2 separate regions of the Homo sapiens genome follow, and region 1 is linked to region 2. Evidence: read pairs that join two places in POLR2A ChIA-PET (ENCODE). Cell type or tissue: K562. All regions are shown on one strand. Links, peaks and the distances in the headings refer to the core of each region. The heading gives the core; the rest is flanking DNA.

What was found. Peaks named below come from ENCODE experiments on the same cell type or tissue, not always from the same donor. Only the 100,000 strongest peaks of a DNase experiment are listed, where the experiment ranks them.
Region 1: POLR2A ChIA-PET joins it to region 2 with 5 read pairs; 2 of 35 experiments call an interaction of 5 or more read pairs at or near these places.

Annotation. Positions count from the first base shown.
Region 1 is chr10:43,676,826-43,684,577 of GRCh38, reverse strand. No RefSeq gene overlaps it. Among named protein-coding and RNA genes, the nearest start is that of ZNF32, 32 kb to the right of the region's middle. In K562, for the core only: no CTCF peak of the experiment used is centred there; a DNase peak (open chromatin) is centred at 4,347; H3K27me3 peaks cover 754 bases.
Region 2 is chr10:43,547,711-43,555,462 of GRCh38, reverse strand. No RefSeq gene overlaps it. Among named protein-coding and RNA genes, the nearest start is that of ZNF239, 23 kb to the left of the region's middle. In K562, for the core only: no CTCF peak of the experiment used is centred there; no DNase peak of the experiment used is centred there.

The DNA of each region.
Region 1 (7,752 bases), core at 1,692-6,691, 130 kb before region 2:
CAAACCATATCACAATGTGTTAATAAAACTACACAATTGAAAACCTCTACTATAAGCCAAATATGTAAAACCTTTTTTAAAAAAATCTCAAACCAAAGATTAGAGGATAAATGGGTTTTTTTTTCACATGAAATTTCATAAGAAATTGGCTGAGTATGGTGGCTCACATCTGTAATCCCAACACTTTGAAGGCCAAGGCAGGAGAATCACTTGAGCCCAGGAATATGAGATCAGCCTGCACAACATAGTGAGACTAGTCTTTACAAAAAACAATTTTTAATAAAATAATTTTTTAAAGAAATTGTCCAGAATACAGGGCCAACTAGACTTGAGGGATTGCAGAAAGTGTCCTCAAACTTGGACGTCAAGAAAGATGAACTTGAAAAAACAGTCCTGCGTCCCATCATCCTTGAAGTTAGAACTGTCTGAAATGTGTACAGTATGCATTGCAAAAACCTATTCAAATGTTCCTGTTTTTCTATCCAGATATGTTTTGGTTCTGTGCCTGTCTCACACTTGTCCAGAATGTCTTGCCTGCTACTGAGTCATTTGCTTGAAATCTGTAAGTTCTATCTCAGTGTGCTTAGCACGAAGAACCACACAGGAAGGATACAGGTTCTTGGTGACAGGAATGAATGAGGAGGGATACAGGTTCTTGGGTGATGAATAAGAGATAACCAGGGAAAAAAAAGTCAAAGGAATTGTGTCCAGAAAGAGGAATTAACTTCATGTTAGGTCAAAGACATGACAGAACAAAACTCAACTGAAGAACTGTAAGTTATTTTAAAAAGCTGGATTCATACGGTGGATGGGTGGCGGAGGGAATCATGAGAAACGGGCTGGAGACTTGAGCAGAAGCAACACCACAGGGCAGAACTCTCGCTGAACTCTAGAGGGAGCCGCTGAGCTTCACATCGACCCCCTTCACTCCATCCCTGGGCTAGAGGGCTGGGGGTGCTCTGGTCTAAGTGATGAATCTCTGCAGCACTGAGCAAGGTGTGTTGTGTAATGGGAGAAATTTCAACGGTAATCAAAATTACAGGGCTGACAGGCAGGTCCTCTCCTTTCTCTGCACAAGGCTGGGAAGATGGAGCTGGAGGCAGCTGCTATGGGAGGCTCAAAGGATAAACCCAGTACTTGAAGTTTTAACACTTTCACATTTCCAGGGACTGTTCATCATCACAGATTTCTTCTCCCATTTTTTGCTTGCACCCTCTCTCTCTCTCTGAAATTTTAACATTTAAACAAGTTCAAATCTCTCCTATCGTCAAAGCAAAAAGCAAACAAAAAAATGCCTCAACTGCAATGTTCCTTCTAGCCACCATCCCCCTGTCTCCCACTTAACATCAAGCTTCTCAAGAGAACTGTCTGTATTCATTTTTGTTGACTCACATCTCACTGACTCTCCATGCAGTCCACACAGATTTCTGCCTTCATTAGCTCCCCAGGAGCATATTCCCTCGAGTCATCAATGCTCTCCATGTAACTGGTTTCAGTGGATGGTTGTCAGACTCCTTCTGATTTTCTCATACTTCTCCTGGTTTCCCTAACTCCACATTCTCTTAGTTGTCCTCCTCTATCTCTGGCTACTCCTTCTCAGTTTTCTTTGCCAGTCCACCTTTTTCTAACTGTCTGTATATGTACAGACGACTCAAGGGCCAGTCCTTAATAAGCTCCTCATCTTCAAACTCCATCTTCTCTTCCCAGGGGGTTCTCATTCATAACAACATTCATTACCATGGTTACCTGGCTAGATGCTCACCAACCTCTGTTCCTCTTGTGGGACACATAGACCAACTATAATTCCCAGTTTCTCTTACAGTTACGTTGGGGACACATGACTGGGTTCCAGCTCATGGGACAAGGACCAAAGTGGCATACAGCATAAAACATCCTGAACGAGCCCTTTTGTTCTGGAACCTGAGTTCAGTCACCATTTGGAAGATGGCCATTCAGAGGAACATTCTGACCCACAACAGACTTTGTGAGAGCAAGAAATCAACTTTTATATGTTCACTCACTGAGATTTTCCAGGGTTTGTTTCAAAAGCGAGCATTAATTACCCTAATACACGTCTACCATCTGCCGGTAGCTGACTCCCAAAGGTACATCTCTACCTAGATCTCATCTCTGAGCTCTGAATCTGAATATATGTGTCTCCTCAATATCTCCCATCATAAGTCCAAGGGCCTTTCTTCCAGAATATGCAAACCTGACCTCATGGCACTGCCAATTGCTTCTCTTCCTGGGTTCCTATCCCAGTGAATGGCACCTTATCCATCAGCTGCTGAAGCCAGAAACTCGGAAATCATCTTCCATGTCTTCTTTCCCTCACATTCCCCAATATGCACCATCAGACATCTAGTCTATCCCTAAACCTAGTGGATTTTTCTCTCCTAAGTTGTACTTTTTCACCATTACTTCCCTAGTACCAGCCACCATCAGCTCTTGCCTGAGCTGCTGTGAATCCTCTGTTGCACACCTTTAATCTGCACACCTCTAACCCTGCAGTCTAAATTTTCAAAGAACAAAACTAGCCACAGCCCTGGCTGACTATTGCTCCCAGAATAAAAAGTTGGCATCCTCAATGCAGCTGCAAGACCCCACCTGATTAAGTCCCTATGAGTTTCCCAAACCTCATTTTATGTCCCTCGGCCCTCAGGCTCAGCGCTCCAACCACTTGGCCCTTCGTCCAGTCCTTGAACCCACTGGGCTCCTTCCTTCCTCATAGCCCATGCTGCCAGGTGCCACGACCCTGCTCCACAGAGACAGAGAGTTCTTGTGCCCTCGCCTGCAGCCCAGGCTAGAGGCTCCACATGTATCACTACACCTAATCCTCGAAACAATCCTCTGAGGTATGTGTTTTTATGCACATCCTATAGATGGGAAATTTGAAGTTCTGGGGATTTAGGAAACTTTTCAAGGTTTACATATCCAGTAAGTGATAAAAGTAGAATTCAAATGTCAGCCTGCTTGGCTGCAGCGTCCGTGCTGTCACTCCCTGCACTGTGAGGGAGACACCTGCAATGGTTGAGAGGACCATGGTGGAGGACCAGGAAGGATGGGCTTCATTGAGGAAGAATCAAGGCCCCAAAACACCCATTCCTGGAAAACTACAGGCGACAGGACCTGCAGGGATGGAGGAGGAAGCCAAGCCAATAACAAGGCTGGCGCTCTGCCTGAAGCATCTGCTGTGCTCCTTCCTCTTCCCAGGGCCCCAAAGGGCTCCAGTGATTGTCCCCACAACTCATGAGGGAGTCCACGACTAACATACTTAACAGTATTTGATAGCTAGTGGATAATTTTCTTATCATCAAGGAAATTATCGAGATAATTCCACGTCCTCATCACTATCACACATTTATAAAGTGTCTTGCCAAGCACAGAGAGGAAATTGGTTTTTAAAAATAAAAATGCTTATTGAGCACCACTGGATCCAAAGTTTTAGGTTGTCAAGAGATGTGATCCTTATTCCTGTGAAGCTTAAGTACCCATTGGGGTGTGTTCTGGTTATCCACAATCATGGAACAGACAAATCCAAACTTAGTGGGTAAAAACAGCCACTGCTTCTTTATGTCTCATTTTTTTGTGGCTGGGGAAATTGGGCAAGGTTTGGCTGGGTGACTTCTCTGTCCCACATGGCACTGCAGAGATCACTTGGTGGTATTCAGCTGGCAAGCAGGCTCTTCTGGAGGGACCAAGCTGACCTCACTGACACATCTAGTGACTTGGAAGACATGGGGGATGGCTCAGCCAGGCCTATCCATCAGAGCTCTATACAACAGACTACTACCGAGCAGTAAAAAGACAAATTACCGATCCATGCAACAAGCTGGCTGAATCTCAAAGGCATTACACTGAGTAACAGAAGCCAGTCTCAGAAGTTACATACTCTATGATTCCATTTATATGACATTCTCAAAGCAGACAAAACTATAGTCATGGAGTGGGTACCAGGGGCTGGGGGTGAAGGAAGGGACAGTGTGACTATAAAGGAACAGCATCAGGAAGCTTTGGGGGAGATGGAACAATTCTGTGTCCTGATTGTGGTGGAACAGCCCATTCCCAAAAGGTCACACTTACTGCATGTTAATTTTAAAAATAAAATAACTTTGAGTCAAGTAACAACTTCTTCTGTACTGAATACATGAGCACAGAAGTAATTCTGAATAGAAGTCTGAGCAGTCTGTGCTAGGGACATGATGTGTTGAAGAAGTGCCTCAGTCCATTGTGTGCTGCTATAACAAAATACCCGAGACTGGGTAGTTTATAAAGGAGAGAAATTTCTCTCACAGTCTGGGGGCTAAGTGCAAATTAAGGCTCCAGCATCTGGTGACTCATTCTTGCTGAGTCATCCCATGGTGGAAGGTAAGAGGGCAGGAGAGGATGAGAGAGGGTAGGGGAAGGCAGAAAAGGCAGGGCAAACACCCTTTAGTAAGGAACCCACGCCTGTGATAACGAACCCACTCCCAAGATAATAGCGTCAATCCATTCATGAGGGCAGACCTTCCTAAAGGTCCTGCCTCTTCATATTGTTAAAATGGCAATTAAATTTCAGCATGCACTTTGGAGGGACATTCAAACCATAGGTGGAAGTGAGGAAGGAATCCCTACCATGAGCCTCACCCTTCATCCAGGGCTCACCCGGTTGACTCCATTCATCCCAGCAGAACTCTGGGGAGTGGAGCCATGGTGAGTCCTGTCATGTCCCAAACAGGCATGAGGAGAAAGGCACAGAAAGACTCCGAACCTAGGAGAAGTCCGGGCCAAGTCAGCATGCTCTGGTTTCCCCGCCTCCTGGTTACCAGAGCTCCTTGGGCCATGCCAAGTCAGCATGCTCTGGTTTCCCCGCCTCCTGGTTACCAGAGCTCCTTGGGCCATGCCAGCACTTGACAGCAGGCACCGGGACACCAGCCAAAACTCCTCAAAACCGCCTCCCTAAGTTGCACTTGTCAGCAATTAAAACATTTGTCAAAGAGTATTTAATCCTAGTGTTATAAAGTGCTATGGCAAACAGATTTGGCTCGATATTTTTAAAAGTTCTGCAAAATGGCTACTCCCAACTGTAATTCAATTATGTTACTATGGCTTTAAACAAAAACAGTAACTAAAAAGATCATATTTTGATGTACCAGGAAAAAGTCATTTGGAACCACAAAGTCATCAATACTTTTTTAAAAATAAAAATAAAAAATAAAAATAATAATTCCAACTATAGAAAGGATCCTTAAAGCCAAGCCCCAGAAACCTCATTAGTCAAAGGACAAATACAACACACAGGATAGCAGAGGTCACGGCACTTACACCAAACTGTGGAAGAGACTGCGTTTTCTTGGGAGACCTTCAACTCCTTTTACCTCCCTTTCTGTTCACCACATTTGGCAGGGTTTATCCCCTTGAATTAGGAGTAGTGTGAAAACCAGTGGTTATTGTAAATCCAGAGGTTGTCGTAAATCCAGATCATAGACAGATATTTCCATCAGTCGAAATGTATGTGTGAGTAGGATTTAATTTACATGAAAGGGTGTTTGCCAAATGTTAACAACTGGTGGCCTGAGACGGTGCTGGGAGGTAGCAGGAAGCGAAGTGCAAGGCTGAGGAAGACCCTCTATAAGGGCCAGGGCCTGTGCAGAGACGTGGCGGGCAGCATGGAGATGGGGAGACAGAGCAGGCAGAGGAACATGGCAGACGGAGGAAGATGGCTGCGAGCAGAGAACATGGCAGACGGAGGAAGATGGCTGCGAGCAGAGAACATGGTGGGCAGACAGGGAAGATGGCAGCAAGCAGTGAACACAGTGGGCAGGAGGGGGCGTGGTGGGCTTGGAAAACGTGGCATCAAGGATGGAGAACTTGGTGGGCAGGGAAGATGGTGGGTGGTGAATATGATGGGCAGAGAACAATGCAGTCCCCAGACAACCCTTCTCCTGCCTGGATTCTGACTGATGGTGCAGTCTCCAGACATCGCTCCCTGCCTCCACTACACCCAGATAAGAAGATGAAAATCTCATGCCAGCTGCCCAAAGTGGAACACTGCCCCTTAGGTTTCCCTGAGGGCCACCCCTGCTTTCTTCTCTGCCTATGAGTTCCTAAGCATCAGCAGTATCATTGCATCTGCCATATATCTCCGGTTCTGCCCTCTGTCTTCATTTTTTTTTGTTTGCTTGCTTGTTGCTCGCAAATAAAGAATAAATGAGGAATAAATAATCTTTTAAAGAAGCCAAGTTGTGCCTTTTGTTCATGGTCCCCAAGTCATCTTAGGGCAGAGTTGTCTGATGGGAAGGGTACAAGTTAGACTCGATAGATTTTTTTAATGTTTACTCAACACACAGGAACTAGAATTCTAGAAGAAGGAAAAGGCATGCAGAGATACAAAGTGAATCACGTTATGACGATCAGAGGCACCAGCAAAAAAGAACACACAGCCCTCACCATCACATGAGGCTCAAATAACATGCTATGCCAACACATGAAGTAACTCCTGCAGGAATTACAAAGACAAAGTAGAATAAACAAGTGTCCTGGGATGTTTTATTGTACCTATTTTAATATACATTTATGACAGATTAAGTACATTAAAATGAAAATATATAAGGAATCTAATAATATATAATGAGTCCTTGGTTCAGACTCTTTCGGAATAGTACTTGTGGGGCAGATATAATAATAAATCATGATTTCAATTACAAAGGAAAAATGAAATGTTAACTCCAAATCCACCATAAAACTCACTTCCCTGCTTAAAGAGAGTTGAAATGCGCTTCTGGAGACAGTGAAATGCAGGTCCCTGAGACCTGACCAACTGTGCCTGCGTCCGGTTCTGGTCACTAACAGTGTGGCATTAGGCACCTCTCCCTGCCTTAGTTGTCATCTTCTGTAAAATAGGGAAATGGTGATCTTGGCTTCAAAGTGTTACTGTAGAGATTACAAAATATACACATAAAATGCTTAGGAGAGTGCCCAACAAATAGGAAACACACACTCAATATGAGTTGTTATTATTAATACTACCAATAGTCGTAATACTGCTACTGCTATTATTATTACTACTACCTGCTCCTGGGGCTTCAAAACAATATTTAAAAAGAAGCAATTCAAAGGAAGAAATGGTTAGTTTTGGATATTTGTAACTTCAAGGCCATAAGTGAGGATGCATCACAGAAAGGGAAGTGAAAAAATCTTACACTCACAAAATTATGGAGAATCATTCTCACCTCTGTATTACTCAGGACCTTTCCAGTATATGTAAGAGGAGGCCCAACGCAGCCTGGCTTAAAAAAAATTAAAACACATAACCACTAAGTCTAAGAGTTAACACAGCTTCAGAATTGGTTAGCCCAGGGGCTCTCCAATAGCACGGAGTTCTTCATTTCCTTCTTTCTGCCACAGTGTCAGCTCCATCTCCTCATGACTGAAATTCAGTGCTGTGTAAAAATCACACTCCATGCTTCCTTATTCTTGCCTAGCAAGAGGTCTCACCGTTCCAACAAGCACTCTGCACCCCTCCCAAGAGAGTATGGCTAGAGGAAGAGTCTGCCAATCCAGTGAAGCCAACCAGCTCCATGGCAAGAACCGGGATGCGTCGTCGGCTTCATCCCAGATAGGAGAAGACAGAACACAGGAGAAATTCAAGAGAAAATGTGGATGAGAATAAGTGCTGAATAGTGCATCACGGAGTGGGCTGTCTCCCGGAGGGGGTTTTTCAGAATAAGAACACTGGATGGTTAATTGTGTCCACTACACACATCTTTGAGA
Region 2 (7,752 bases), core at 1,343-6,342:
GAAGATGGGAGTGAGATGTGAAGAGAAAGCAATGAAACTAATGGCCATTTGTATATGGAACATACCTCCTCATTACATAAACACACACTGCTCCCCAACTCCTGTACGTGGCTGACCAGAGGTTTAACGTCCAGCAAGAAATGGGAAGTTTCTTCTCTGCAGAAGTTGAATGGCCCCAAGGGAAAGACCTCTGTATTATGGGAATTCGGGAATCCTACAGCAAAGCTACTTTCTAGCTTAAGTACACATAAACAGAGCTTCAAAATTCATGAAATAAAAACTGGCAAAATTGAAAGAGGCACAATTTCAATTATAATTAGATAGTTAAATAAGTAATTGATAGCACAAGTCACTTAGGAGGTATAAGCCTTGAACAGCACTATCAACTAACTTGACTAATTGGCATTTGTAGAACACTCATTAGCATGATATATTAATATATTTTTATTTTTTAGGGACAGTGTGTCACTCTTTCACCCAGGCTGAAGTGCAGTGGTGCAATGAGTTAATTGCAACCTTGAATTCCTGGGTTCAATCAATCCTCCTGTCTCAGCCTCCAGAGTAGCTAGGACTATAGGCATGTGCCACCACACCCAGCTATTTTTTATTTTTGTAGGGATGGAGTCTAGCTCTGTTGCCTAGGCTGGTCTCGAACTCACAGGCTCAAGCAATCCTCCCTCCAGGACCTCCCAAAGCACTGGGATTACATATGTGAGCCACTGTGCCCAACCTGTATACATTCTTTTCAAGTGTGCCTACTATGGACTGTAATAAAACAGTCTTAAAATTTTTTAAAGAATGAAAACCATACAAGGTATATTCTCTCACCAGGACAGAATTAAGTAAGAGACCAATAACAAAGATGTCTGAACAATCTCTTAGTATTTGGAAATTAAACAACATACTCCTAAATGAGCAATAAAGAGAAAGTAAGAAAAATTTGAAAATATTTTGAACTGAATGAATATGTCAGAATTTGTGAAATGTAGCTAAAGCAGTGCTTAGAGGTGAAATCAGAGATAAAGATTTCAATTCGATAGTCTAAACTTCCACCTTACGAAATGAGAAAAAGAACAGAAATCATCCAAAGCAAGTAGAACAGGAGATGATACAGAGCTAAAAGTCACAAAAATCACAAGTGGACAAACAATAGAGAAAATTTAATGGAACCAAAACCTAACTCTTTGAAAGGGTTGAAAGGATTCCTGTATCAGGAATGAAAGAGTAAATATCACTATAGGTCCTATACACCAAGAAGGTAATACAGGAATTTTATTAGTAACTTAATTCCAATAAATTCAGCAACTTAAATGAATTGGAAAATTTTATCCTAAGGACTATAGAACCAAAGCCCACTTGAGAGAACTTGAATAGTCCTATTAAATTGAATTTTTAGCTGATAACCTTCCCCCAAAGAAAAGTCATGAGACCAACATTGCCCAGATACCAAAGCCAAAAAGGACATCATAGGAAAAACTCATAGATCAATATCTCTTAATATAGATGTAAAAATCCTTTTTAAAATACCAAGTTGAACACAGCAATCTATAAAAGGAAACACATATGGCCAAGTAGGGTTTATCCTAGAAATGCAAGCTTTAACATTCAAAAAGCAATGTTTCATATTAATATTAAAAAGAAAAACCACAATTTTTTTAATGTAGGAAAACATTTGAAAAAATTTAACACCCATTCATGATAAAACCGCTCAGTTGATTAGGAATTAAATTGAGTTTCAAGAATCTAAGAAAGAGCATCTATGGGAGAACCTACATCTGACATCGTACTTACTGGTGAAGTAAAAAGCACTTTTCTCCTAAGATTGGAAACAAGAGAAAGATGTCTAGTCACCACTTCCAGTCAACCTTGTAGTGGATGTCCTAGCCAGTACAATAAGCCAATAAAAAAGAGGCTGGGTGTGGTAGCTCATGCCTAAAATCCTGGCATTTTTGGGAGGCCAAGGTGGGAAGATTGCTTGAGCTTAGGAGTTCAAGACTAACCTGGACAATATAGTGAGACCTCATTTCTACCAAAACTTAAATAAAAATTAGCCAGGCATAGTGGCATGTGCCTGTAGTGCCACCTACTCAGGAGGCTGAACAGGAGGATCACTGGAGGCCCAGGAGATCAAGGCTGCAGGGAGCTGTGATCGCACCACTGCACTCCAGCCTGGGCGACAGAGTGAGACCCTGTCTCAAAGAAAAGGGATACAGAATGTGAAAGAAGGCATGAGACTGCTGTGACATGATTGTCTATATGGAAAAGCATAAAGTGTCTGAAAATGTTTTTAAAACTAGTAAGTATGTTTAGCAAGGTCACAGGATACAAGCTCAATATTTTTAAAAAGTTGAAAGTATGAAAACGGCATCAAAATTATGAAATGTAGGGACAAAGTTACTAGACCTGTACTAAAGCTACAAAACATGTACTAATGCTAGAAAAAAGTAAATAAGTCCTAAAAATAAATAGATACACTGTATGCATGAGTTATAAACCTCAAGGACCTACAAAGTCAAAACAATTTTTTAAGATTTTTTTCTTCTTCTTCTTTGAGATGGAGTCTCCCTCTGTCACCCAGGCTGGAGTGCAGTGGCACGATCTCGGCTCACTGCAACCTCTGCCTCCCGGGTTCAAGTGATTCTCCTCCCTCAGCCTCCCAAGTAGCTGGGATTACGGGCGTGTGCCACCACATCCAGCTAATTTTTTTTTTGTATTTTTAGTAGAGACGAGGTTTCACCATGTTGACCAGGCTGATCTTGAACTCCTGACCTCAGGTGATCCACCTGCCTCAGCCTCCCAAAGTGCTGGGATTACAGACTTTTTTCAAAACTAAAGATATAGTGATCAAGATAGTATGGTACTGGATCTAGGCTACACATACAGGTAAACAGAATTGGACTCACCCATATATTTTCAAGTGGTTTTCAACAAAGATGCAAAGATAAAGGGAAAAGATAGAGTTTTCAACACAGTTCTGTAACAATTGAATCTTTGTATAGGGGAAAAATGAGTAATATAAGCATGAAAACCATAAAGTGCCTAGAAGAAAATCTTCATTAAAGAGGACATGAAAAACGTAAATCTTAGAAGAAAAAATTAAGTTGGGTTTCATCAGTTTTAAAACTTATGTTGTTTGAAACTTCATATCAAGAAACGAAAGTTATGGAGTGGGGGGAAATATTTATAGGACAAATATGTGATGAAGAAGGACTTATATACAGAATATATTAAAGACTCTTACAACCCAGTAATTCAGAAAAACATTCAAAACTGGACAAAAGGCCAGGCACGGTATCTCACGCCTGTAATCCCAGTACTGTGGGAGGCTGAGGTGGGCGGATCACCTGAGGTCAAGAGTTTGAGACCAGCCTGATCAACATGGTGAAACCCCGTCTCTACTAAAAATACAAAAAAAAAAAAAAAAAAAAAAAAAAAAAAAAAAAAAAAAAAAAGCTGGGTGTGGTGGCGGTCGTCTGCAATCTCAGCTACTCAGGAGGCTGAGGCAGGAGAATCACTTGAACCCAGGAGGCAGAGGTTGCAGTGAGCCAAGATCGCACCACTGCCCTCCAGCCTGGACAACAAGAGCAAAATTCTGCCTAAAAAAAAAAAAAGAAAAAGAAAAAGAAAAAAAACTAGACAAAAGAATGGGCATTTTATGAAGGAACATATGCAAATGGTCAGTAAGCACCTGAAAGGATGGTCAATATCATTAATCATCAGAGAAGTACAAATTCATTTTATGATGCCAATATTTTCCTAATACCAAAGTTGTCAGACAGTAGTACTAAGAAAACTGGGATTACAGTTTTCATTACATTACATTACATACCATACCCAGCCCAATATCCTTAATATTGAAGGATACAGGATACAGATCAATACCCTTCATATCCTGCATACACAAAGTCCTCAAAAAACATTAGCAAATTGAGGCTGGGCATGGTGGCTCATGCCTGTAATCCCAGCACTTTGGGAGGCCGAGGTGGGTGGATCACCTGAGGTCAGGAGCTCGAGACCAGCCTGGCCAACATGGAGAAACCCCATCTCTTTTAAAAATACAGAATTAACCAGGCATGGTGGCACATGCCTGTAATTTCAGCTACTCGGGAGGCTGAGGCAGGAGAATCGCTTGAACGTGGGACGTGGAGGTTGCAGTGAGCCGAGATCGCAACATTGCACTCCAGCCTGGGCAACAAGAGCAAAACTCCATCTCAAAAAAAAAAAAATTAGCAAATTGAACCCAAAAATATATCAACAGAATCATGCACTACAACTAAGTGAGGCTTATTCCACGAAGGCAAGAATAGTTCAATATATTAATCCACCATATTAATAGGCCAATGAAGCAAAAGCACATATCAAATAATGTAGGAAAAAATGTGACAAAATTCAACACCCATTCATAGTAACCTCACCAAGCTAGGAAAAGAGAGAAACCTCCTCAGCTTTACACAGAGCACCTAAAAATATGTACAGTTACTATCATACTTAATGGTAAAAAAAAAAAAAAAAAAGCAGTGCTTTCTTCATAAGATTGGGAACAAGGCAGGGATTCCACTCCCACAGCTCTTATTCAGCATAGTACACGAAGTCCTAGTCAGTGCAATAAGGCAATAAAAAGGAAAAAGACATATAGATTTTTAAAAACTGTCACTGTTTGCAAATGACACAATTATCTACACAGAAAATTCAAAGGGATACATGCATACACACACGACGAGAATAAATGAGTTCATCAGGATCACAGAATACAAGATCAGCATACCAATATCAACTGCATTTCTGTGTGCTAGCAATGATTATGTGAAAACTGAGGTTAAAGGCTGAATACCATTTACAATCACTCAACAATAAAAAAATTACTTAGGTATAAATCTAATAAAACATGTATAGGACTTGTATGCTGAAAATTACAAAACACTAATAAAAGAAATCGAAGAAGATCTAAATAAGTCGAGACATACATATTCATTGATATTTGAGATGTCAATTCTCTTCAAACTGATCTGTAGTTTTAACATAATTCCTATCAAAATCTCAGCAAGATTTTTTTGTTGATGTATGCAGGCTTACTCTGAAATTTATATGGCAGGGCAAAGGAACTGCAACCACTGAAAATGTTTTTGAAAAAGAATACAATGAAAGAAATCATTCTACCTGACTTTAAGACTTCCTTATAGTTAAAAAACAATCAAACAGTTTGGAATTGGCAGAGATAAAACAGTTTAATGGAACAGAAGAGAGAATCCAGAAATAGACCCACACAAGTAAAGAAAACTAGTTTTTGATAAAAGCGCAAAAGCAATTCAATGGAGAAAGGACAATATTTTAAACAGTGCTGGAGCAAATAGATAGCCATAAGTCAGAAAAAAAAAAACTTCAACCTAAACCTCACACCTAATACAAAAATTAATTCAAAATGGATCCTGGTTTTAAATTTAAAACTATACCACTTGCCGAAGAAAACACTGGAGAAAATCTTTAGTACATAAGCTAGGCAAAGAGTTCTTGACATATTAAAATCATAATGCATAAAACAATAAATGGAAAAAATAGAATTTTATCAAAATTTAAAACGTTTGCACTGTAAAAGACCCTTTAAGAAGATGAAAAGAAGGCCGAGGTAGGCGGATCACCTGAGGTCAGGAGTTCGAGACCAGCCTGGCCAACATGGTGAAACTCCGCCTCTACTTAAAAAAAAAAAAAAAAATTAGCTGGACATGGTGGCAGGTGCCTGTAATCCCAGCTACTTGGGTGGCTGAGGCAGGAGACTAGCTTGAACTTGGGAGGTGCAGGTTGCAGGGAGGCAGAGGTTGCAGTGAGCCGAGATCGTGCCACTGTACTCCAGCCTGGGTGACAGAGCCAGACTCTGTCTCAAGCTACATACTGGAAGAAAATGTTTATAAACCATATCTGACAAAGGATTGTATCAAGTAAGAACTTTCAAAATTCAACAGTAAGAAAACAAACAATCCAGTTAGAGAATGAACAAAAGATACAAAGACACATTTCACTAAAGTGAAGATACAAATGGCAGATAAGCACATAAGAAGACGTCAAACAGCCATTAGAGAAATATAAATTCAAACCAGAATGAGTTATCACTACACACATATTAGAAGAGATAAAATAGTAAATATAACAAATGCAGGCAAGGATATGAAAAAGTGGATCTCAGCCAGGTGTGGTGGCTCACCCCTGTAATCCTAGCACTTTGGGAGGCCAAGGCAGGCAGATTACCTGAGATCAGGAGTTTGAGACCAGCCTGGCCAACATAGTGAAACCCTGTCTCTACTAAAAATACAAAAATTAGCCGGGTGTGGTGGGGCATGCCTGTAGTCCCAGCTACTCGGGAGGCTGAGGCAGGAGAATCACTTGAACCCAGAAGGCAGAGGCCACAGTCAGCCGAGATCGTGCCACTGCACTCCAGCCTGGGTGACAGAGTAAGACTCTGTCTCAAAAAAAAAAAAAAGAAAAGAAAAGAAAAGAAAAAAGTGCATCTTGAGAAATTAATGGTAGGAATGTAGAATGGCATCCCACTCCCGAAATTAGTTTGGCAGTTTCTTTAAAATGTAAACAAACACTATATGACCCAGCAGTTGTACCCTTGTGCCTTTTTCCCAGAGAAATTAAACTTATGTTCACAGAAAACCTATACATAAATGTTCATTACACCTTTCCTCATAGTAGCCCAAAACTGGAGATAACCTAAATGTCCTACATTGTAGAGTTTAAAATATTGCAGAACATGCACCAATAGAACATGCACCAATAGAACACACAGATGAATCTTGTAACGTGCATAAATAGAACACACAGATGAATCTTGTAACACGCATAAATAGAACACACAGATGAATCTTGTAACGTGCATAAATAGAACACACAGATGAATCTTGTAACTGTTATGCTAAGTAAAAAAGCCAGGCAAAAAAGAATACACACTGCATGATTACAATTCTACTTTTATGAAACTGTAGAAAAGACAAAACTAGTGATAAGCAGCAGACCAGTTGTTGCCAGTGGGTGGGGATGTGAAAAAGAAATAATTACAAAGTGGCATAAGGACATTTTTGCAGTGATGGAAAGATTCTATATCATGTCAACAAACTACAGTGCACAGGCCCAATTCAGCCTGCCACCTGGTTTTGTAAGTTTTATTGGAATAAGGATTTGTTCATATATGTATTTTGCACTACAGTTGCAGAGTTGAGTAGTTGTGACAGAGACCGGACGTCATGCAAAACTTAAAGCATTTACTATGTGGCCCTTTACAGAAAACGTTTGCCAACCGCTGCAATATATGTTTGCGGTGGTGGTAACACAGATGTATATATTTGTCAAAAATTCCTTAAATTGTCCATTTAATGACATTGGCAGATATTATTGTTCATAAATTTTAATTCAATAAAGCTAATTTTAATACCTAGTACTTGCATGACACTTTTTAAATCCATTTAGCCTGTATAAAAACTTGCAGAGAAAAAAAAATCAGTCTAACAGCCACATTCATAATATTTAAATATGTATAATAAACTGGACATTTTTAATCAAACATTTTTTAGGCAGGAGATTTTTATTCATACTCTATGACTTTAACTTCTAAGTAAATAAAAATGCAACTGAAAAAAAGGACCAGTTCTGCTGAAGAGGTAACACACTTCAACCCGTCTGTGCCACAAGCTCAATGGATTTGTCTAGTAAATAAATGCATAGGAAAGTTTCTTCTTAAAAGCCCTTTGGAGCCAGGCG